2 separate regions of the Homo sapiens genome follow, and region 1 is linked to region 2. A link is a loop called in an ENCODE intact Hi-C map of the cell type or tissue named here. Cell type or tissue: HepG2. All regions are shown on one strand. Each heading gives the region's core, and the rest is flanking DNA. Links, peaks and the distances in the headings are about the cores only. Region 1 has its middle 110 kb from the start of TRIM24. Region 2 has its middle 130 kb from the start of MIR4468.

Region 1 (12,593 bases), core at 3,373-11,372, 95 kb after region 2:
TAAGATGGACTTCTGCAGTAGCTGGCTTACCCCAAAGCAAGCATTTCAAGATGCCCAATTGAAAGGTGCAAACTTACGACCTAGACTAATAAGTCCTAGAATGTCACTTCTGCCACATTGTATTGGTCAAGTAAGCCACTAGAGCCAGCCAGATTCAAGGAGTGGGGGACTTAGACTGTACCTCTCAATGAGAGAAGAAGCAAAGAAATTATGACCATCTTTAATTGACGATGCTCCCATTCAGTACTGTGAGCATATTGAAATGTAGAACATAACTTCTACCTGAGCAACGAGCCAGAAGAGTGTATGTTTTGACTTGAGAAGCGTCAGCAGGGAATGTTACAGCAGCAGCCAGAGCAAGGAGACAGCCAGTGGAGACTACCATATTAGAACTGAGAGAATGTGCCTCTGAGGACATGCTGGAGGAAACAGAAGCTGGGAGGATTGCATTCCCGCGTACACACTAGGCACATCCTAGAGAACTCCTGAACAGTTGGAGAGAATTTGGAAATCATCAGCAAATAAGAAGAGACTCAGAGAAACAATACCTTTTTATTATTGTAATGTGATGTCATTTCACACGCACACACAGGTATGGCCAAAGGAATCACCTATTGTAACAACAAGACTTTTAAGCCCAGGCAACATGGTGAAACCTTGTCTCTACAAAAAATACAAAACTTAGCCAGGCGTGATGGTGTGTGCCTGTAATATCAGCTACTCGAGAGACTGAAGTGGGAGGATTGCTTGAGCCCAGGAGATTGAGGCTGCAGTGAGCCGAGATTATGGCACTGCACTCCAGCTTGGGCGGCAGAGAGACCCGGTCTCAATAATATTTGTGTGTGTGTGTGTGTGTGTGTGTGTGTGTGTGTATTTTAAGACTTCTGCAGTGACTACATAGCTTTACCAGATAATGATATTCCCATCATAAACCATTTTGTTACTCTGTGAGAAACACATAATCTAAAATTGATGGGTCTCACACTTTGCAGTCAATGGATATTAAATAGAGTAGTGAAATAAAAAATTGATGTATATTTTAACATCATTCATGGGCTGGAAGAATATGTCAATAGCTGTTGCTAATGCAATAAATAGCTCCAAATATAGCAACTGCAGCCATGTATCTCAATACTATAATAGAGTGAGCCAAAGGAAAAATTCAGAAAACAATAAATATACACAGACTACAAGTGCACAAGGCCAACAAGAATTCCTTACCACCACTACCACAAAATAAATCTTTAAATGTCTTCCTCACTGGATAGAAATTGTTCTTTTTTTCATCAACATCCTATCCCATGAGAGCTATCTATTGCCTGCTACCCCGTCCCTTCCGCCCCTTCTCCCTCAGAGAAAACTACCTTGGATGAACTACATTTTTAGAACATTAATTCACTAACTTCTAAAGCTTTCCTTGTGTGTGTGTGACAGGGTCTTGTTCTGTCACCCAGGCTGGAGTGCAGTGGCATGATCACAGCTCACTGCAGTCTCAGCCTCCTGGGCTTAAGCAATCTTTCCACCTCAGCCCTGCAAGTAGCTGGAACTTGAGGTGCATGCCACCATGGCCAGCTAATTATTTTTATTTTTTGTAGAGACAGGCTCTTTCTACATTGCCCAGGCTGGTTTCAAATTCCTGGACTCAAGTAATCCTACCACCTTAGTCTCCCAAAGTGCTGAGATTACAGGCATGAGCCACCATGCCTGGCCCATTTCTTTTTCTCTTTTCTCTCTCTCTTTTTTTTTTTGAGATGGAGCTTCGCTCTTGTTGCCCAGGCTAGAGTGCAATGGCGTGATCTTGGCTCACCGCAAACCTCTGCCTCCTAGGTTCAGCCCAGCCCATTTCTAAAACTTTTATTCTTTTATTTGCCAACTGCGTAGAGAAAAAAAAATGTTAGAAGAAAGCAAGAACCAGACATGTTTAACTCTCTTAATTGAGGGAAAACTTTTAAAATGTTTCCTTGCTTAATCAACAATACCTAATTTCTCTCCATTCTTACTTGGTTTGTTTGTAAAGGATATGGTATGTCTTGTTAAATAAATACTTCTTGCCAAGCTGTGCACTGATTATTAAGACATTTTTTCTTCATTTTTAAGTGTTCTAAACTCTGACGACTAATATTTCTGGAGATCTCAATCCTTACATGGGCAATGCTGTTATTAAGTCTCTATTCTTTTTTTTTTTTTTTTTTTTTTTGACAGAGTCTTGCTCTGTTGCCCAGGCAGGAGTGCAATGGCACGATCTTGGCTCACTGCAACCTCTGCCACCCAGGCTCAAGTGATTCCCCTGCCCCAGCCTCCCGAGTAGCAGAGATTACAGGTGCCCACCACCATGCCCGGCTAATTTTTGTGTTTTTAGTAGAGATGAAGCTTCACCATGTTGGCCAGACTGGTCTCGATTCTTAATTTTAGAAGAAATACTGCTTGTCCAAGGGCCATTCTTCTACGGACATATGTGCTAAATTGTATTCTCAAGAACACTGTTAAGTGTGACTTGAAAAACAAGTTTGTGAAACACTAAATCAGAGTTAAGCAGGTATATTTACATCAAGACTTCTCAAAACTTTGATATAGGATATTAAATAAGATGCATGAATCTTCAAATGGGGAGTGTTTCATACAACTTTTCAAAATATATTGACTTTTATTACAAGCAGCATAAATTGTTATATACTTAATGTTGTCCTGAATACATGTTGAGAAATGCTAAGTTAGAAATAGCTGAATCCACCCGGTGCTGGTCTCCAACTCCTGACCTCAGGTGATCCGCCTGCTTTGGCCTCCCAAAGTGCTGGGATTACAGGCGTGAGCCACTGCGCCTGGCCCCTGCCTTCACTTTTGTGTGCAGCCAACCCTAGACCATGGCCCCAGCTGAGCTGCAAGCTGACCTTAGAGATCTGCCAGCTGACCTTAAAGATCTGCCAAACCAGTCCAGACCAGAAATCCTCCCAGCCAAACCCACAGAGTCCTGAGAAATAACAAATATTCCTTATTTTAAGCCACTAAGTTTTTGGATAATTTGTTATACAGCAAATCTGATGGATACAAACAATCTAAACAGATTAGGAAAACAGCATCAGGCCTGGTGGCTGGCGCCTGTAATCCCAGCACTTTGGGAGGTCGAGGCGGGTGGATCACCTGAGGTCAGGAGTTCAAGACCAGCCTGGCCAACATGGGGAAACCCTGTTTCTACTAAAAATACAAACTTAGCCGGGTGTGGTGGCACATGCCTGTAATCCCAGCTACTCAGGAGGCTGAGACAGGAGAATCACTTGAACTTGGGAGGTGGAAGTTGTAGTGAGCTGAGATCACGCCATTGCACTCCAGCCTGGGCAACAAGAGTGAAACTCCTTCTCAAAAGAACAACAACAACAACAAAAAAGATTAGGAAAACAGTATGTCAAATGAAAAATAGCAAAAGCAACTCAACAATAATTCATTTTTAAAATTTTTACATAGGCAAATGACATAAATAAGCTATTGACAAAAAAAGAACTTAACCGTGAGTTTCTTAAGAGAAAAAAATAAAAACATATGTAATAACATAGGAAAGAGATACTTACAAAGTAGTATATTCAATATAACCTCAATTATCTAAAAAAAAAAATTGTCTATATTTTCTGAGAAATAAATGACTGGAAAAATACAGAGCCAAGTGTTGACAATAGTTATATTTGTAGATGGAGTTAAGAGAATTGTAGTAGAAAATTATTTCAGGAACTTTATTCATTCTCTCAAGGCCTCAGAAGCTTTTACCTTCAATATTCAACAGTGACGCTTCCTCTGAGAAATACTCTCAGAAATACTGTACAGAGACTATTTATGCATATGGATGTTATGTGTAAAAATTAGAGTAGAAAACTGTGTCAGTCAAAATATAGAGATTATATATGGTACAAATTCAGCTCTGTGACAGACAACACTAAAATGATTAGAGAAAAACACACTTGCCAAAAAATATAAGCCTAAGTCTAGTAGGACTGAAAATGTGCCAAAAGAGAACATGAGTACAGTGCCAAGTGAAAACCCTCTGTCAAGTGTACCCTCTCTGTCCAGAGAATTGCACAGATGGATTGGAGATGGGGAAAGACAGGACCTCCATCGACGTGAACATCCAATAGCTGCAATAGACAGTCTAGGCTTTCATTCATTGCAGTACACATAAAACACACTCAAGGAGATTGAAAAAAAAACCCTCAAGCATCCCATATTCTGATTCTGATCAAATGGAACTGCTTCACAGACTGATTTTCCTGAGGATTCCATAAGAACACTTTTCCAAGCCCAGGAGCAGTGGCACAGGCTTATAATCCCAGCACTTAGAGAGGCCGAGGCAGTTGCATCACCTGAGGTCAGGAGTTCAAGACCAGCCTGGCCAACATGGTGAAACCCCATCTTAACTAAAAATACAAAAATTAGCTGGGCACAGTGGCTCACACCTGTAATCCAAGCTACTCGGAAGGCAGAGGCAGGAAAATGGCTTGAACCTGGGGGGTGGAGGTTGCAGTGAGCTGAGATCGTGCCACTGCACTCCAGCCTGGGCAACACTCTTCCAGCTATACTCATCTGCTATGAAACCATCGCCAAGGAAATTTTATAAAACTGATTAAGGGAAAAAAAATAAAATTCAACTAGGCTTGCAGCATAATCAGCAGTAATCATTCAGCCAGCTTGCCCTTTTGCCCACTTCCTTGTAGCTTGTTGCTGCTTACTGCCCCAGGATAACGTAGCCCTTGTCACAAGACTCTGTTCATTTTCTGTTCTATAGATAAAATCTAAGACATTGTGAAGTAAGCTTTCCATTTCAATTTCTCTTTTAGGTTCTGCTCACTGATAAAACTACTGACGTCAGCTGTTCTGAAGGACCCAGCAAGGAGCTGACTCATGGAAGATTGCAGTTTCTACCTAATGATCTCATCCTCCTTACCCTGACCAATCAATGACCCCAATTTTCCAGCCCCTCATCATCCATGATCCACTTAAAAACCTTTCCCCAGAACTCCTTGGAGAGATGGATTTGAGACTTGAGGATTCCATCTTTCTCCTCACTCAGTGGCCTTGGGATTACTAAGCTCCTTCTCTGCTGCAAACCCCACTGTCTCAGTGTATTGGTTTATTGCTATACACAGGCAAACAAATCTGCCAATCCTATAAGACTTAGGAGTCTCCAAAAGTCTCTTAGACTCAGATTTGGGATTTTACCTGGGTGGAGGTAGATCTCTTTGTCTCTCTTACTGATACTCTGTGAATAATTAAAAGTGGGAGAGGGTGTGAATTTTAAAATCTTTGAAAACAACCCTACCTTTGCATGATTGTGTTTCTCTAAATAGACTTATGGGGTGAATATTGTCTGTTATCAAGAAATTATTGAGATTCTTAATTAGAGTTTTCAAAATTCAAACTTGACACTACTAATTTCACCTTCTCCTTTTTATGTTATTTTTAAATTTTTAAATTTTTATTTTTTTGAAACAGAGTCTCGCTGTGTTGCCCAGGCTGGAGTACAGTGGCATGATCTTGGCTCTCCGCAACCTCCACCTCCTGGGTTCAAGTGATTCTTCTGCCTCAGCCTCCCAAGTAGCTGGGGCTATGGGTGTGCACCACAACACCCAGCTAATTTTTCTATTTTTAGTAAAGATGGGGTTTCACCAAGGTGGCCAGGCTGGTCTCAAACTCCTGGCCTCAAGTGATCCACCTGCTTCAGGCTCCCAAAGTGCTAAGATTACAGGCGTGGGCCACTGCACCCGGCCATCTTCTCTTTCTTAATTTAATCTCTATGTAATTATTTTCAAAGAGAGAAAAATTAATGTTCTTAATTTTCATATCTTATTAACAATTTATTTTTTAATGGCATTATTTTTAAAATGGCAAATATAAAAATCTCAAGGGGCTGGTGTCCCTGGAATTTTTTTTTTTTTTTTTGTCATTGTTGTTTGGTTTTATTCACTGCTAAGAGTCATATGAAGTCCCTGGGCTTAAATGCTAGATCTAATAATGAAGATAATTTGGCAGTCATAGTGGCCCAGAGCATGAATTCAGTCAGAAAGGTCTCAAAGACACAGATTTCTATCAGTGTATATAGATAGCCTATTTCTCTATTTCTCCCAGCTTTTTTTTTTTTTTTGAGATGGAGTCTCGCTCTGTCGCCCAGGCTGGAGTGCAGTGGCTCGATCTCGGCTCACTGCAACCTCTGCCTCCCGGGTTCAAGTGATTCTCCTGCCTCAGCCTCCCAAGTAGCTGGGACTACAGGCGCCCGTCACCACACCTGGCTAATTTTTGTATTTTTTAGTAGAGATGGGTTTCACCATATTGGCCAGGCTGGTCTCCAACTCCTAACCTCAGGTGATCTGCCCACCTCGGCCTCCCAAAGTGCTGGGATTACAGACATGAGCCACCACACCCAGCCTATTTCTCCCAGCTTTATAGGCCCTGGACAAATGCCTAAAATGTTGTAAACTCCCACAAATAAGGGAGAGAGCCTAATATTCCAAAAGAAAATGGAGGGGCAAAGAAGTATTAATATTTATGGCTATAAAAGACAATATATAACATATTAAATCTGAATGCTGGCCAAGTAGATGATTGTGGCCAGCGGCATTCCTCAAAGATGGTCACAGCGTTATCTCCCATCCTTTGTACTCATCTGCAATGTGGCCTTCACATTCTTCCTATGATGAAATGGGGTCTACTTTCCTCCCCTTTACTCCAGGCTGACTTGTGACTCATTGCCTTTCAAGGTTAGATCAGACGAGGCATTGCAGCTTCCGCCCTGCTCACTAGAATACTCACTGTTGAAATCTGCAACTGCTAGATAAGTAGTGCAACTACCCTGAGGCCCGGACTAGCCCAACCCAGTCGCATGGTGAGACCTGGAGAGGCCAGATAGTGAGAGAGTGGAGGGCCGGCCCCAGCGGCTCTAGCCCCATGCTGTTGCAGCCCCAGCCATTCTCTGACAGCAACCTCAGGAAGGATCCCAAGCCAGACCCACCCAGGCAAGCCCTCTTGCAGCAAAGCCCTCCCCCTCACCCACACAAACCAGGTGTGTCCTAAAGGAAAAGTACTGAAGGGCCTTAAGGGACATGATCAGGCCATCTCTGTCCACCAACTGGTGTTTATCAAAGTTAGGCTCCTACGCTTCCACAGAGACTGGAAGACAGGGGCCTTATCTTTCCTAATGATATTTCAAAGGGATGGCTCCCAGGTCCTTGAAAAACATATTCCACAGTTGAAGAAAATAGATATACACCTCAAAAAGACAGAGAAAGGATTTACAATTGCAAGATTTCAAAGGTAAATGGTCCAAGACAAAGGAGGTCAGGGGTCTATCATCAGGTTTTGGCTGCAACTAACAGTAAATTCTTTTGGCAACCTTAAGTTTTTACAGGCAGAAATGTAAGGGGGGCTGGGTTATCCCGGGGCATGGCCTTTGGCCACTAGAAGCCCTACTGGAGATTAGTTAACTCTCTTAGTGTGGAGGTTGAATTGTGTGTTTCTTCTTCTGGAGACTTTTTCACAGCTCTATTTTGCTTTATTTATTTTATTTTATTTTATATTATGAGGCAGCATCTCGCTCTGTCACTTAGGCTGGATTGCAGTGGCATGACCATGGCTCACTGTAGCCTCATTCTAGGCTCAAGTGATCCTCTCATCTCAGCCTCTCAAGTAGCTAGAACTACAAGCATGCACCACCATGCCTGGCTAATTTTTATTTTTTATTTTATTTTTAATAGAGATGGGGTCTTGCTATGTTTCCCAGGAACTCCTGAACAAGCAATCCTCCCACCTCAGCCTCCCAAACTGCTAAGAGTATAGGTGTGAGCCAGTTCTTGCAGTCCTCAATTGTTACACACAAAAAATAACAAAGAACAAACTTTGTTACCTAAAAACGAAGTGCCTTTGTATCCAAAACCTAAAACAGGTAGCATTAGCTTTTTAGTTTTTCTTTGAGACACAATCACCCAGGCTGGAGTACAGTGGCAAGATCATAGCTCACTGCAACCTCCACCTCCCAGGTGCAATGATGCTCCCACCTCAGCCTCCCAAGTAGTTTGGACTACAGGCACTTGCCACCACGCCCAGCTAATTTTTTTGTATTTTTTTGTAGAGATGGGTATCTCACTATGTTGCCCAGGGTTGTCTTGAACTCCTGAGCACAAGTGATCCACCTACCTCAGCCTCCCAAAGTGCTGGGATTACAGGCCTAAGCCACCACACCTAGCCAGCTTTTTTTTTTTTTTTTCTAACGGATTTTGCTGTGTCACTCAGGCTGGTGTACAGTGGTGTGATCATGGCTTACTGCAATCTCAAATCCTGGGCTAAAGTGATCCTCCCACCTTGGCTTCTCAAGTAGCTGGGACTACAGGTGTATACCACCACACCCAGCTAATCATTTATTGATTGATTGATTGATTCTTGAAATGGAGTCTCACTCTGTTGCCCAGACTGGAGGGCAGTGGCACAATCTCGGCTCACTGTCACCTCCGCCTCCCAGGTTCAAGTGATTCTCCCATCTCAGCCTCCCAAGTAGCTGGGACTATAGGCACACGCCACCATGCCTGGTTAATTTTTGTATTTTTAGTAGATATGGGGTTTTACCATGTTGGTCAGGCTGGTCTCAAACTCCTGACCTTAAGTAATCCACCCACCTCAGCCTCTTAAAGTGCTGGGATTACAGGCATGAGCCACCACACCTGGCCAGTTTGTTTTTGTTTTTGTTTTTAAGACAAGGTCTCACTCTGTTGCCCAGGCTAGAGTGCAGTGGTGCGATTATAGATCACTGCAGCCTTGGTATCCGAGGCTCAAGCGATCCTCCTCAGCCTCCTGAGTAGCTGGGACTACAAGTGTGCCACCGTGCCCAACTAATTTTTTGTAGAGATGAGGTCTTACTATGTTTTCCAGGCTAGTCAAGCAATCCTCCCTCCTCAGCCTCCAAAGTGTTGGAATTACAGGCGTGAACCACCATGCCAGGCCCACAATACAATTACTGTATAAAAAGCAGTAAAAAAAAAAAAAAATTCCCAGCAACTTGGGAGGCTGAGGCAAGAGAATCGCTTGAACCCAGGAAGCAGAGGTTGCAGTGAGCCGAGATTGCACCATTGCATTCCAGCCTGGGCAACAAGAGTAAACTCCATCTCAAAACAACAACAACAAAATCAAAATAATAGCTGGGTGCAGAGGCGTGCACTTGTAGTCCCAGCTACTGGGGAGGCTGAGAGTAAACTCCATCTCAAAACAACAACAACAAAATCAAAATAATAGCTGGGTGCAGAGGCGTGCACTTGTAGTCCCAGCTACTGGGGAGGCTGAGGCAGGAGGATGGCTTGAGCCCAGCAGTTCAAGGCTATACTGAGCTAAAGCCATGATTGCACCACTGCACTCTAGCTGGGCAATAGAGTGGGACCCCATTTCAAACAAAAAAAAAAGTAAAGAAGAGCAATTTTACTGTGGTGTTAATTCCACCTAACATGAGTAACTCCATTTTGAGACATTAGGATCACAGATCATTATTATTTATCAAACTAACTACAAAACATGTAAATATATTCCATTAAATCAGGCCTAAATATAGCCCCAATTCGTCTTCCCTCTTGCCCGATTTCAAAAATGCCTATAACCACTTCAATGATACCACCATGAGAAGCTACAGTGAAAAGAGAAAATAGTCTTAACATAATGGTGTAAAATTCTACTTTTGCGATCTTTACGAAAATGCAATACCTTACTAGGACTCCTCAGAGGAATGCTAGGACTCCTCAGAGGAATGTGGATAGATCCTATGCAAGTGAAGATCTATAAAGTTTAAAGTAAGCCCATCTATGTGTGTGTGTTTCTTTTCTTTTATAATTTAAAGGGTTTTGTTACATTTTTAACAACTTGAGATATAATATACATATCATTAAACTCACCTGTCTAAAGAGCACAAGAGTTTTTAATACATCTAAGAAGCTGTACAACTATCCACAATCTATATTTAGAACATTTTCTTTTCTTTTGAGATGGAGTCTCACTCTGTCGCCCAGGCTGGAGTGCAGTGGCATGATCTCGGTTCGCTGCAACCTCTGCCTCCCTGAATATAAGCGATTCTCCTGCCTCAGCCTCCCAAGTAGCTGGGGTTAGAGGCATGTATCACCAAGCCCAGCTAATTTTTGTATTTTTAGTAGAGATGGGGTTTTGCCATGTTGACCAAGTTGGTCTCGAACTCCTGGCCTTAGGTAATCCACCCACCTAGGCCTCCCAAATTGCTGGGATTACAGGCGTGGATGACCGCGCCTGGCCTCCATTTGTTTTTTATATGTGCCCACAACAGAAGTAGAGACAGTGTGATTTGGATACTACACAGGTCTGCTAATAAAAAGTACATAAATAAATATTAAATAAGTTAATTAATTAAAAGAGTGCAATGGATCCTTAGCAGCACTGTCCGCTGCAGACAGCATTGCTGATCAGGCCCTGTCTCTAGGCCTCAGCTGTTGAAACTTTCAAGGGCAATACAGACGGCTTTCTGCCAATCCCTGTTAAGTACTAATGTGAGGAAAACCCACTGTGCCAGTAGAGGAAGCCTCCATACAAGAGTTTTCAAGTAAATTTCACTGCCCAGTTTATCAAACTTTCCATGTGGAGTGCTTCCTTCCCACTCCTACCCGAATTCTCAAACTCACCCTCAAGGAGTTTGTTTTGTTTTGTCATTTGTCTTTTTTTTTTTTTTTTTTTTAGAGACAGGGTCTTGCTGTGTCACTCAGGCTAGAGTGCAGTGGCAGGATCCTAGCTCACTTCAGCCTCCACCTCCTGGGCTCAAGCAACCCTTCCACCTTAGCCTCCTGAGCAGCTGGGACTACAGGTGCATGCCACCAAGCGCAGCTAATTTTTGGAGAGATGGGGTCTTCTTGTGTCACCCAGACTGGTCTGGAAATCTTGGGCTTGAGCAATCCTCCAGTCTCAGCCTCCCAAATTGCTGGGATTACAGGCTTGAGCCACTGTGCCTAGCCCTGGCTGGGGCTTTTTTTTTTTTTTTTTTTTGACAGGGTCTCTCTTTTGCCCAGGATAAGGGCTGTGGTGATCGCAGCTCACTGCAACCTCGATCTCCCAGGCTCAAGCCATCCTCCCACTTCAGCCTCACTCAGAGCTGAGACTATAGGTGCTCGCCACCAAGTCCAGTTAATTTTTGTATTTTTTGTAGAGACGGGGTTTCACCATATTGCCCGGGCTGGTCTCGAACTCCTTAGCTCAAGTGATCCTCCCACCTAAGCCTCCCAAAGAGCTAGGATTCCAAGAGTGAGCAAGGGTGCCCGGCCAGGTTTTTTTTTTTAACAAAAGAATCAACCGATGCCTCACAAGAAACAAACGCAGCGCCTGCTTCAGTACCAGTCCAAGGAGTGGTCCTGTTTACCTTTTTGCCCCTCCCTGCCTCCCTGCCTGTGTCTGCTTTTTTTGCAAGGAAAAAAAAAATCAAGACAAATGAAGGTGGGAGATCCGCCAGCTCTGTACAAACGCAGGCATTAGAGGCTGGCCAGAGCAGGCGGGAGGGCGAGAAACACCCTACTTTGCATCTCATTCATGATATGGGTTTTTTTTTTCTTTGAGACGGAGTCTCGCTCTGTCGCCCAGGCTGGAGTGCAGTGGCGCGATCTCGGCTAACTGCAAGCTCCGCCTCCCAGGTTCATGCAGTTCTCCTGCCTCAGCCTCCCGCGTAGGTGGGACTACAGGCCCCCGCCACCATGCCCGGCTAATTTTTTGTATTTTTAATACAGACGGGGTTTCACCGTGGTCTCGATCTCCTGACCTCGTGATCCGCCCGCCTCGGCCTCCCAAGTTGTGGGATTACAAGCATGAGCCATGGCGCCCAGCCATTCATGATGTGGTTTTGCAGCTTCTGATTAGTTAATACTGCCACCCCCAGAAAATGTCTCACATACCAGAAGAATGAAGTCCTAACAGCTTAAAGGGTGTTTTCTTTTTTTCTTTTCTTTTCTTTTCTTTTTTTTTTTTTTTTTTTTTTTGAGACAGAGTCTCGCTCTGTTACCCAGGCTGGAGTGCAGTGGCACAATCCCGGTTCACTGCAACCTCTGTCTCCTGGGTTCAAGCAATTCTTCTGCCTCAGCCTCCCAAGTAGCTGGGACTACAGGCACCCGCCACTACACCTGGCTAATTTTTGTAGTTTTAGTAGAGACAGGGTTTCACCATGTTGGCCAGGCTGGTCTCGAACTCCTGTCCTCAGGTGATCAACCTGCCTTGGCCTCCCAAAGTGCTGGGATTACAGGCGTGAGCCACCATGCCTGGCTGGGTGTTTTCACCTGATGTTTAAATTTGTTCATCTACTGGGCCTTGCGATAAAGAAAATTCTGCCAAGTTTTAGGTGCAGTTCTGTCTCAAAATGATCAGAATTCTGCCACCAGTGTTCTTTTGAGACAGTACTAAATGTAAAAGGGAATTTGGCTTTCATTTTTTCTAATCTCTGAATTGTCAAGCTTGGGTCAATAATCGCAGAAGTAAGCAGCCCTCTGTTGTGAGAAAAAGTTATAATCAGTATTCGTCTCCTTGTTTTGTAACTGTTCTCTCTAATTGTGTCATTTGTATTGTTTGAAAGTATTTCTTCT
Region 2 (12,593 bases), core at 2,289-10,288:
TGGAAGCCATTAGAGCTGCCTCTACCTAGAAAAATAGTAAATCAAAAACAATATCACATCCTTGGAGGGACTGTGGAAATTAGTGCCACCATTAAGGACTTGAAAGACACAGAGGCGGTGACTCCCACCACATCCCCATTCAACTCTCCCATTTGGCCTGTGCAGAAGACAGATGGATCTTGGAGAATGACAGTGGATTATTGTAAACTTAACCAAGTGGTGACTCCAATTGCAGCTGCTGTACCAGATGTGGTTCATTGCTTGAGCAAATCAACACATCTCCTGGTACCTGGTATGTAGCCATTGACTTGGCAAATGCCTTTTTCTCCATTGGCATCCATAAGGCCCACCAGAAGCCATTTGCCTTCAGCTGGCAAGGCCAGCAATATGCCTTTAGTGTCCTACCTCAGGACATATCAACTCTCTGGCTTTGTGTCATAATCTTATTCAGACAGACCTTGATTACTTTTTGCTTCTGCAAGATATCACAATGTTCCATTACATTGATGACATTATGCTGATTAGATCCATTGAGCAAACACACTGGACTTATTGGTAAGACATTTGCATGCCAGAGGATGGGAAATAAATCTGACTAAAATTCAGGGACCTTCTACTTCAGTAAAATTTCCAGGAGTTTAATGGTTTGGGGCCTCTGGAGATAGGCCTTCTAAGGTGAACGATAAGTTGCTTCATTTGGCCCCTCTTACAACCAAGAAAGAGACACAATGCCTAGTGGGCCTATTTGGATTTTGGAGGCAACACATTCCTCATTTGGGTGTGTTACTCCAGCTCATTTATTGAGTAATCCGAAAAGCTGCCAGGTTTGAGTGGAGTCCAAAAGAAGGCTCTGCAGCAGGTTCAGGCTGCTGTGCAAGCTGCTCTGCCATTTGGGCCATATGACCCAGCAGATCCAATGGTGCTTGAGGTGTCAGTGGCAGATAGGGATGCTATTTGGAGCCTTTGGAACGCCGCCATTGGTGAATCACAGCGGAGGCCTCTAGGATTTTGGAGCAAGGCTCTCCTGTCTTCTGCAGATAACTACTCTCCTTTTGAGAGGCAGCTCTTGGCCTCTTACTGGGCTTTGGTGGAAACTGAACGTTTGACGGTGGGTCATCAAGTCACCCTGCGACCTGAACTGCCTATCATGAATTGGGTGCTTTCTGACCCATCTAGCCATAAAGTTAGTGGTGCACAGCAGCGTTCCATCATCAAATTGAAGTGGTATATACATGATTGGGTTCGAGCAGGTCCTGAAGGCACAAGTAAGTTACATGAGGAAGTGGCTCAAATGCCTATGGTCTTCCTTCCTGCCACCCTGCCTTGTCTCCCCTAGCCTGCACCGATGGCCTCATGGAGAGCTCCCTATGATCAGTTGAAAGAGAAAAAGAAGACTAGGACTTGGTTCACAGATGGTTCTGCATGATATGCAGGCACCACCGGAAAGCAGACAGCTGCAGCACTACAGTCCCTTTCTAGGACATCCCTGAAGGACAACAGTGAAGGAAAATCTTCCCAGTGGGCATTACTTTGAGCAGTGCACCTGGTTGTGCACACTGCATGGAAGGAGGATGGCCGGATGTGCGATTACGTACTAATTCATAGGCTGCAGTCAAGGGTTTGGCTGGATGGTCAGGGACTTGGAAGAAGGATGATTGGAAAATTGGTGACAAAGAAATTTGGGGAAGAGGTATGTGGATGGACGTCTCTGAGTGGTCAAAAACTGTGGAGTTATTTGTATCCCATGTGAGTGCTCACCAAAGGGTGACTTCAGCAGAGGAGGATTTTAATAATCAAGTGGATAGGATGACTCATTCTGTGGACACCACCCAGCCTCTTTCCCCAGCCACCTCTGTCATCACCCAATGGGCCCATGAACAAAGTGGCCACGGTGGTAGGGATGGAGGTCATGCATGGGCTCAGCAACATGGACTTCCACTCACGAAGGCTGACCTGGCTACGGCCACTGGTGAGTGCCCAATTTGCCAGTAGCAGAGACCAATACTGAATCCTCAATATGGCACCATTCCTAGGGGGGATCAGCCAGTTACCTGGTGGCACGTTGATTATATTGGACCTCTTCCATCATGGAAAGGGCAGAGGTTTGTCTTCACTGGAATAGAAACTTACTCTGCATATGGATTTGCCTATCCTGCATGCAATGCTTCTGCCAAGACTACCATCCGTGGACTCACATCCTTATCCATCATCATGGTATTCCACACAGCATTGCCTCTGATCAAGACACTCACTTTACGGCTAAGGAAGTGAAGCAGTGGGCTCATGCTCATGGAATTCCCTGGTCTTACCATGTTCCCCGTAATCCTGAAGCAGCTGGATTGATAGAACGGTGGAATAGCCTTTTGAAGTCACAATTACAATGCCAACTAGGTGACAATACTTTTCAAGTCTGGGGCAAAGTTCCCCAGAAGGCCATGTATGCTCTGAATCAGCATCCAATACATGGTACTATTTCTCCCATAGCCAGGATTCACAGGTCCAGGAATCAAGGGGTGAAAGTGGAAGTGGCACCACTCACCATCACCCCTAGTGATCCACTAGCAAAGTTTTTGCTTCTTATTTCCGCGACATCTACTAGTCTAGAGGTCACAGTTCCAGAGGGAGAAATGCTGCCACCAAGAGACACAACAAAGATTGCCACGTGGACACTTTGGGCTCCTCCTATCTTTAAGTCAACAGGCTAAAAAGGGAGCTACAGTGTTGGCCGGAGTGATTGACCTGAGCTATCAAGATGAAGTCAGTCTACTGCTCCACAATGGAGGTAAGGAAGGGTATGCACAGAATACGGGAGATCCACTAGGGCATCTCTTTGTATTACCATGCCCTGTGATAAAGGTCAATGGGAAACTATACAACAGCCCAATCCAGGCAGAACTACAAATGGCCCAGACCCTTCAGGAATGAAAGTTTGGTCACTCCACCAGGAAAAAAACACAACCTGCTGAGTTGCTTGCTGAAGGCAAAGGGAATACAGAATGGGTAGTAAAGAAGGTAGTCATTAATACCAGCTATGACTATGTGACCTGTTGCAGAAAGGAAAACTGTAATTGTCATGAGTATTTCCTTCTTCCTTTGTTAAAAACATGGTTGTGCATGTATACACTTGTACTTGGAAAATATCTTCATTTTATTTCCTTTTTCCTTTATCATGTGACATAAGATTTATTGACTTCATATCAGTATTTAAGTATTGTTAACTTTATGTAATAGCATTTGGGTTGAGGATTGGTGCATTTCTGGTTGTAAGAAGGACAGTTGTATTATGTTAGTCATAATTATGACTTTATTATTGTCTTTATCTTAAGATTATGTACAATCTCAGGAGATGTGTATGGGTTCCAGTTGACAAGGGGTGGACTTGTGATGGTTAATATTGTGTCAACTTGATTGGATTGAAGGATGCAAAGTATTGATCCTGGGTGTGTCTGTGAGTATGTGGCTGAAGGAGATTAACATTTGAGTCAGTGGGCTGGGAAAGGCAGACCCACCGTTAATCTGGGTGGGCACCATCTAATCAGCTGCCACTGCAGGCAGAATATAAAGCAGGCAGAAAAACATGAAAAGACTAGACTGGTTTAGCCTCTGAGACTACACCTTTCTCCCATGCTGAATGCTTCCTGCCCTCAAACACTGAACTCCATGTTCTTCAGCTTTGGGACTCAGACTGGCTTCCTTGCTCTTCAGCTTGCAGATGGCCTATTGTGGGACCTTGTGATCATGTGAGTTAATACTACTTAATAAACTCCCCTTCATATATATATACACACATATATATATATTCTATTAGTTCTGTCCCTCTAGACAACCCTGATTAATACAGACCCTCTGTCTTAGCTCCTTGACAGATACATGGACATGCCTTATAATTATCTCAATTATCTCCTCTCTGTCTTCTGAGGGATTTCTTTTTTTTTTCTCTCTCTCTTTTGAGGCGGAGTCCCGCTCTGTTGCCCAGGCTGGAGTGCAGTGGTGTGATCTTGGCTCACTGCAAGCTCCACCTCCCAGGTTCACACCATTCTCCTGCCTCAGCCTCCCGAGTAGCTGGGGCTACAGGTGCCTGCCACCACACCTGGATAATTTTTTTTGTATTTTTAGTAGAGTTGGGGTTTCACCATGTTAGCCAGGATGGTCTCAATCTCCTGACCTTGTGATCTGCCCACCTCAGCCTCCCAAAGTGCTGGGATTACAGGCGTGAGCCACCATGCCTGGCCCCGGGATTTCTTAATTAATTTCAGAGGTAGATGTTTATGGTTGCAAGGACCAGATGGCTCATGTCTTAGCAGCATAAAAGCCAAAGATGGGGCCTCACATTAGGTCTATTATGTTTTCAAGGAGACACACTAAGGAAAGGAGGATCAGGTGGCAACTACTTCCCTCCTCAAAGAAAATTTCAGCATCTTATCCTTATAAAGCATAAATGTTCAATATGATGTTGGATATGTAAGTCTGGAACTCTGGAGACAAAATTGAGAATTATAAGTATTTTATGCTATTCAAATGTCAGAAACACACTGGCAGAATTTCCTTCATCTAAACTGAAGCAGTCTGGGGTTACTGGAGCAGTCTTGTTGCTTGATGTACTACCCAGAATTCTTTGTCTCACGACCATGAAAATTAAAGAGCATGGACACCAAGGGTGAGGTTGGAGCAAAAGTTTAATAAGTGAAAGAAGAAAGCTCTCTGCAGCAGAGAGGTGGCCCAAGAGGGTTGTCGTTTCACAGCTGGATGTAAATGCTTTTATAAACAAGCTAATTGGGGCCAGGCACTGTGGCTCACACCTGTAATCCCAGCACTTTGGGAGGTGGAGGCAGATGGATCACCTGAGGCCAGGAGTTTGAGACCAGTCTGGCCAACATACAGTGAAACCCCATCTCTACTAAAAAACACAAAAGTTAGCTGGGCATGGTGGCGCATGCCTGTAGTCACAGCATTTGGGAAGCTGAGGCAGGAAAATCACTTGAACCCGGGAGGCAGAGGTTGCAGTGAGCCGAGATTGCCCCACTGCACTCCAGCCTGGGTGACAGAGAAAGACTCCCTCTCTCAAATAAAATAATTAAAAAAAAAAAAAAAGTTGGCTGGGTGCAGTGGCTCATGCCTGTAATCCCAGCACTTTGGGAGACTGAGGCGGGTGGATCACAAGATCAAGATATTGAGACCATCCTGGCTAACACGATGAAACCCCATCTCTACTAAAAAATACAAATATATATATATATATATATCAGCTGGGCATGGTGGCAAGTGCCTGTAGTCCCAGCTATCCGGAAGGCTGAGGCGGGAAAATGGTGTGAACCCAGGAGGTGGAGCTTGCAGTGAGCCGAGATCGCACCACTGCACTCCAGCCTGGGCGACAGAGCAAGACTCCATATCGAAATAAATAAATAAATTAAATTAAATTAAAAATACACAAGTTAATTGGGCAGGGTGTTTCATCTGCATAGGGTACGAAAAACTAGTTAGGGCTGGGTGTCGAGTTGGATAAGGCATGAATTCTTGTTAGTTCCACCCCACCCCTCTAGTGTGCATGTGGGTCCTAAGCCTGAGTTACTCCATATTCTTTCATTTCCCTTACTGCACACGTGTCAGGAGATGGAATTTTCCACCGCCGACGTGTCTGGTTCTACGTAACATTTTTATCTATACAGCTGCAGGCCTGTCTTAGGAAAGCCCCCTTGTGCAAGTTCCCTTATCTGAGTATGCCCAAAAAGGAAAGGAATGTGCTCAAGGAACCCATCGTATATAACTGGAGCTAGCTGGTTGCACAAGAGATAAAGGTGTTGGATCTTGCTTCCTTATCTGCACTTACAGCTTGATTTCTTCCAGGTTGCTCTTTTGATAAAAGGACTTCTACCACGGGACTTGTCCTAACTATTTGCCTAACCAGTTCCTTCCTCTCTCTTCCCTCAAAATGACCATGTTTAACATGACTCAAAAGTCATCAAAAACTCTTTCATTATGCTTCCTCCTGCTTGAGTTTGCAAGATTATGAAACTGCCTTTGAAAAACATTCTAACTGAGACAATGATTACAGTGAAAGAGATCTGACCTAACTGACTCCATCCTGTCCGTAACCTCCAAGCTGTCCTTGTCCATTCTTGGGGGTAGGCCAAACTAACTTTGGGAATAATTTAGTTTATGGTTTAGCTTTGAAACAAAAGTGATAACAGCCATTTCCCAAAACAAACTCCCTTCTTGTCTGGGGACAAGACTGCCTTTGCAGAACTAACAAATTAGCCACAAGATAAGAAATTATGATTTAGGAGTCATGCAGCTGGAGGCTGCAAGATTCTAAACCTACCCAAATTGCTCCTGGGGATAGCATCACTACTGTAAAACCTAAGATCAGTGCTTCAGATATTTTGCAGCTCCTGCACTTGATGGATCAGCCGGCACCACCCAGACAGATAATCCCACTCATCTGGTCTTGTGGCCCCTTCCCAGGAAGTGACTCAGTGCAAGAGGACAGCTTCGACTCCTATGATTTCATCTCCAATCTGAGTAATCAGAACCTCGGATTCACTGCCCCCCACCCACCCACCCACCAAATTATCATTAAAAACTCCTATCCTTGGCCGGGTACGGTGGCTCATGTCTGTAATCCCGGCACTTTGGGAGGCTGAAGCGGGCGGATCACCTGAGGTCGGGAGTTTGAGACCAGCCTGACCAACATGGAGAAACCCCGTCGCTACTAAAAATACAAAATTAGCCGGGCGTGGTGGCGCACATCTGTAATCCCAGCTACTCAGGAGGCTGAGGCCGGAGAATCGCTTGAACCTGGGAGGCAGAGGTTGCAGTGAGTCGAGATTGTGCCATTGCGCTTCAGCCTGGGCAACAAGAGCGAAACTCCGTCTCAAAAACAAAAGAAAACAAGAAACTTTTGTCCTCAAATTGTCAGGGAGATTGATTTGAATAATAACAAAACTTCAGTCGCCCACACAGCCAGCTCTGTGTGAATTACTTTTCCTGTATCACAATTCACCTGTCTTGACAAATCAGCTCTGTCTAGGAAGCAGACAAGATGAACCCGTTGGGCAGTTACAATTCACTTCAGTTTGTTCTGTTGGTTGGTTTGTTTAAGTATGAAAAACATTGCTTTGTTTTTTCGTTTCAGAATCTTTGAGTCCACGTGGAGGAAGGAAGGAGAAGAGGAGAAGACTGTTTTCCAGGATGGAAAGGGAGCCTCGCTTTCTCTTTAGGTGGATTACAGAAATTGGTTGAATTCTCCCTGCCCTGGAGAAAAGTCAATTTATTTTTTATGTTAAAGATTTAGGCTCTTCCTGAGGGCTACTATGAAAGAAAAGTAGGGAAGCGAGCTTTTATTTTGAGAACAAAGAGTGAGCCAAGAGTGTAAAGTTGATAAGAGGGTAGAAGGGAGTAGATGAAGGGGGAGGGGAAAAGAAATGGCCAAAGGGGAACTGGCCAAGAGAAAGAACACTACAGGACCTTGAAATGAGTGAAGAAAATGTGTTATACCTTTTCATCCCTACAGTGTCTACATACTAATCCCCAGAAACTCTGAGTGTCACCTTATAGTGCAAAGGGATGTTGCAGATGCCATTGAGTTAAAGATCTTGAGTTAGGAAGATTATCCTGAATTATTGGTGTGGGCCAAATGGAATCACAACTTTCCTTATAGGAGGGAGGCAGAACTTTGATGTAAACAGAAAAGAAGAATGCTTTACCTTACCAATTTTCTACATGGTAGCCTGTAACTTGACAACATTATAAAACAACTGGCTCTAAATCAACTTGAGTTATATTTTCAGAGCTTGAGGACCCTTTGAAACTGCCCTTCCAAAATTACAACAGTGAGAGAAATCGGACATGGCTGACTCCATCTTGCTTCTAGCCTCACAGGCTGGCTGTCTTTGCTCATTCCTGGGCGTGGGTCAAGCTAACTTCCAGAGAAATTTAGTTTACAGTTTAAATAACATTAGCCCTTACCAAAAACTAAACTGTTCTTGTAAAACTAATGAAAGGCTACCAAGTTAATGAGAGGGGCTTGAATTCTAAATAATTACCAGTCATTATTCCGGAGGTCATAAGATTTGCAACTTCCCCAATTACTCTTGCAGATAACATCACTATTGTAGAACCTAAGACTGGCCTTTTGAGGTGTCTTTTCAGGTTTTTGCATTTCTTTTTTTCTTTTATTTATTTATTTATTTTTGAGATGGAGTTTTACTCTTGTTGCCCAGGCTGGAGTGCAATGGTGCAATCTCAGCTCACTACAATCTCCGCCTCCCGGGTTCAAGCGATTCTCCCAACTCAGCTTCCCCAGTAGCTGAGATTACAGGCACCCACCATCATGCCCGGCTAATTTTTTGGATTTTTGTAGAGACCAGGTTTCATCATGTTGGCCAGGCTGGTCTCAACTCCTGACCCCAGGTGATCCACCCACCTCAGCCTCCCAAAGTGCTGGGATTACAGGCGTGAGCCACCACACCCTGCCATAAGCCACATGTTGATTGCACCACTGCAGTCCAAGTCCAGCCTGGGCAATAGAGTCAGACCCCTGGCTCTTAAAAAAAAAATTTTTTTTTTTTTTAGTAAAAAAATAGAAAACCGCGTGTTAACAAACTATTTTCTTTTAAACAGTTAGCCTCTTAAAAGATTTCAGCAGAGGCTTGTATAGTGGGGGTGCTTGGTAAGAAAGAATACCTTTTTTTCTGGCTAGAGAATGGTATTTTAAAGTTTAGATTTTACTAAGTGAGAAGGAAAGCCACTGGGGAGGTTGACCAGGGCAGTGAGGTGATCTGGGTATGTTTTAAAAGGACCTCCCTGGCTTTGTGTGAAGATGAGACTCTGGGAGCAAGAGGGCAAGCTGCCAGATCTGTTCCTATAGTCCTAGCAGGAAGATGGTAGCACATCAAGGGTGGGAGTGGAGAAGAGATGCAAAGCTATTGGATCTTCATCTACTTCAACTTCATTTACTTCAACGGTGGAGACAAATAGATTTGCTGATGTATTTGCTGTAATTATGCAAATGCAAGGCAAATGTCTTCATTTTGTTCTTTCGATGGAGAGGTTAAATAATGAAGGCTGTTTCCTTGGAGTCTGTGTGTCTCTAAGGCTTGGAGAAAAAGAGCACCAAGATACCAATGGAAGTATAACCAGCAGGCCTAGCACAAGCTGAGGGCTAAGAAATTGTCCAGCCGCAGGTTATAATCTACATTAGGCTTAGACAATTAACTTCTTAATTTCCTACTTTGCTGCCAACTTGTGGTTGCTGAATAGTCCTTTCTTTCATTAGCTGGTTCTCAATTCTCATAGGACTTTCTCATCCTCACTCTCCATACTGCCTATCCAGGCAATAATCATGTAACAGACAGGTCTCAGTATTCACACCCTTGCGTAATTGTAATCCTCTCCCACATAAACTATGGCTGACCTATAAAAGGATATTGTCTATACAAAGAGAGACCTATATAAGGATAACGATAGAGTGACCTATATGAGGAATGTGTCTTTCAAGACTAAGTCATAAAAGATATTTTGGCTTCCAACTTGCTGTTTCCTGGATCACTTGCTCTGGCCATACCAGAAGACACACCTGGGATATACTCAGGCAGCCTTATGATGAGTTCCATGTGCATGTGATAAAGAGCTGAAGCCTCCTGCAAGTAGCCAGCATCAGCTCACCAAGCACATGAGTGAGCCTCCTTGGAGGCAGATTCTCCAGCCCCAGTCAAGCCTTCAGATGACTGTATCCCAGCCAAATCTAGACTGTCATGTCACAAGAGATCCTGAGCCTGTAGCACCCACCTAAGCCACTCTCAAATTTCTGATTCACAAAAACTGTGTGAGATAACAAATCTTTATTGTTGCAAGTTGCAGCAACAGATAATCAATACACCCATGCATTCCCTTTGCTACCTCTGCTTTCTTCAGGGTCAAGGTAGAGGGGAAAGAATTAGAGAAGATAGAACTAAGAACTTACTTAATCAGTGCCATTATAATCCTGTTGGTGGTGCATTCCAAATACTGGCTCTCTCACTGAGATGCAGGTTACAAGTTCTTTGAGAGGTTCTTTTTTTGTTTTTTGGGTTTTTTTGTTTTTTTTTTTTTGAGACAGTCTTGCTCTGTCACCTGGGCTGGAGTGCAGTGGCATGATCTTGGCTCACTGCAACCTCTGCCTCCTGGGTTCAAGCAATTTTTGTGCCTCAGCCTCCTGAGTAACTGGACTACAGGCGCATGCCACCACGCCCGGCTAATTTTTGTATTTTTTTTTTTTTTTTTAGTAAAGATGGGGTTTCGCCATATTGGCCAGGCTGGTCTCGAACTCCTGGCCTCAAGTGATCCACTTGCCTCGGCCTCCCAAAGTGCTGGGATTACAGGCATGAGCCACCGTGCCTGGCCTCTTTGAGAGGTTCTTGCTTGAACCCTGACGTGGGCAATGTACTGTCTGGCTGTATGCTTGTAATGCCCTTTCCCCAACCCTGGCAGCTGCCTCTGATGGTGTGACTCACCATCTCCTATTTCTGAGGTCCTCTCACTCTAGCAGGCTCCCCTCTGGGATAGTCTACTTATAAGATTACCAAAAACCCAGACATCATTCCTTGTCCAATTAACTAACAAGAAACACATGTAAGCTTGCAGTGAAAGATGGTGGATATATAGGCAGCCAGCCCCTCTATTACCTTCTGTCTTCCAGGGAAGGGGGCACAAATTTCTAGACTCATGGACACTCCTAGACTACAGAGCACACATACCAAACTTTCCCAAGAACCTTCTCACCATGCTATACTCCAGTGACTTCTCCAGGATGGGCCCATGAGTTTTTGCAGTTCATTACACACCCAGCAGGGGAGAGAAATGTCTATTTCTTTTTTTTGTAAGCACCCCTAATCTTTCTAAACAATCTTGTTGAAGCCCTCTTCTGGCATGATGTGGGGAAAGAAATCCCCAGAGGCTGGCTCACGCCTGTAATCCCAGCACTTTGGGAGGCCAAGGCAGGGGGATCACCTGAGGTCAGGAGTATGAGGACCCAGACTGCATATTGGGTGCCTTTTCGAAAAATTTGAATTCACATTCCAACTGGTGGCCAAGAACATATTAAGAGTATTATTGGAAAAGTACAGTTGTCACAGAAATACAACTGCCCTTCTGAAGACAAACGAGACTCCAACTCTAAGTTCTACTCCTGCAAACTGCCCACACAGCCAGCCTCTGGGGATTTCTGTTTTTTTGTGTGTTTGTTTGGTTGGTTGGTTTTTGTTTTTTTGTTTTTTGGCTTTTTTGAGACAGAGTCTCACTCTGTCACCCAGGCTGGAGTGCAGTGGCGTGATCCTGGCTCACTGCAACCTCTGCTTCCCAAGTTCAAGCCGTTTTTGTGCCTCAGCCTCCTAAGTAGCTGGGATTACAGGCATGCGCTACCACACCTGGCTAATTTTTGTATTTTAAGTAGAGACAGAGTTTCACCATGTTGGTCAGGCTGCTCTCGAACTCTTGGTCTTGAATTCCTGACCTCAGGTGAACCGCCCACCTTGGCCTCCCAAAGTGCTGGGATTATAGGCATGAGCTGCTGCGCCCAGCCCAGATTTTTAATTTTTGTCAATCTAGTAGGTATACAATGATATCTTCTTGTGATTTAAATTTGCATTTTCCTGATTAGTAATGAGTCTGAGTATCTTTTCATGTTTGTTGGTCACTTGCATTTCTTCTTTGTGAAGGGACTGTTCAAATAGCCCATTTTTTATCTGGTTTGTCTTTTCCTTATCAATGTGTAGAAAGCCATTATATCATCTAGATAGAATTCCTTTGTCAGTTATAAGTCTTCAAATATTTTCTTTAATTTTGTGGCCCCTTTTTTTTTACTGTCTTTATAATGTGATTGATAAACAGAAATTGTTCATTTTAATGTAGCTTATCAATTTTATTGTTTATGGTTAGTGTTTCTTTTTAAGAGACTTTTCCAAATGCAGTCATGAAGATTTATTTTTTTAAATTTATTTATTTATTTTTTAATTCTGACATTGAGAAACCAGGAACCAGAGACTTCTTTTTTTTTTTTTAGATAGGGTCTCACTCTGTCGCCCAGGCTGGAGTGCAGTGGTGTGATCTCGGCTCACTGCAACCTCCACCTCCCGGGTTCAAACGAGTCTTGTGTCTCAGCCTCCCGAGTGCTGGGACTATAGGTGGGACTATAGGTGGGACTATAGTGCTGGGACGCCACCACACCTGGCTGATTTTTGTATTTTTTGTAGAAATGGGGTTTTGTCATGTTGCCTAGGCTGGTCTGGAACTCTTGGGCTCAGGTGATCTGCCTGCCTTAGCCTCCCAAAGTACTGGGATTACAGGCATGAACCACCATGCCTGGCCAAGATTTACTCTTATATTGCCTTCTAAAAGCTTTCTGGTTTTGTTAGTCATATTTGGGTCGATAATCAACCTAGAATTAAATTTCGGTATGTTGCCATATAGGGCTTTTTAAATTTTTATTTATTTATTTATTTATTTTTGAGATGGAGTCTCACTCTGTCGCCCAGGCTGGATGGAGTGCAGTGGCGCGGTCTCGGCTCACTGCAAGCTCCGCCTCCTGGGTTCGCGCCATTGTCCTGCCTCAGCCTCCC

What was found. Peaks named below come from ENCODE experiments on the same cell type or tissue, not always from the same donor. Only the 100,000 strongest peaks of a DNase experiment are listed, where the experiment ranks them.
Region 1: a loop joins it to region 2, with 22 times the contacts of the local background. A loop is called at or near these places in 2 of 110 quality-filtered maps.

Annotation. Positions count from the first base shown.
Region 1 is chr7:138,346,005-138,358,597 of GRCh38, forward strand. No RefSeq gene overlaps it. Among named protein-coding and RNA genes, the nearest start is that of TRIM24, 110 kb to the right of the region's middle. RefSeq lists a cis regulatory region at 6,488-7,451. In HepG2, for the core only: no CTCF peak of the experiment used is centred there; a DNase peak (open chromatin) is centred at 6,757; H3K4me3 peaks cover 628 bases.
Region 2 is chr7:138,251,996-138,264,588 of GRCh38, forward strand. No RefSeq gene overlaps it. Among named protein-coding and RNA genes, the nearest start is that of MIR4468, 130 kb to the left of the region's middle. RefSeq lists a silencer at 687-1,085. In HepG2, for the core only: no CTCF peak of the experiment used is centred there; DNase peaks (open chromatin) are centred at 5,826 and 6,396.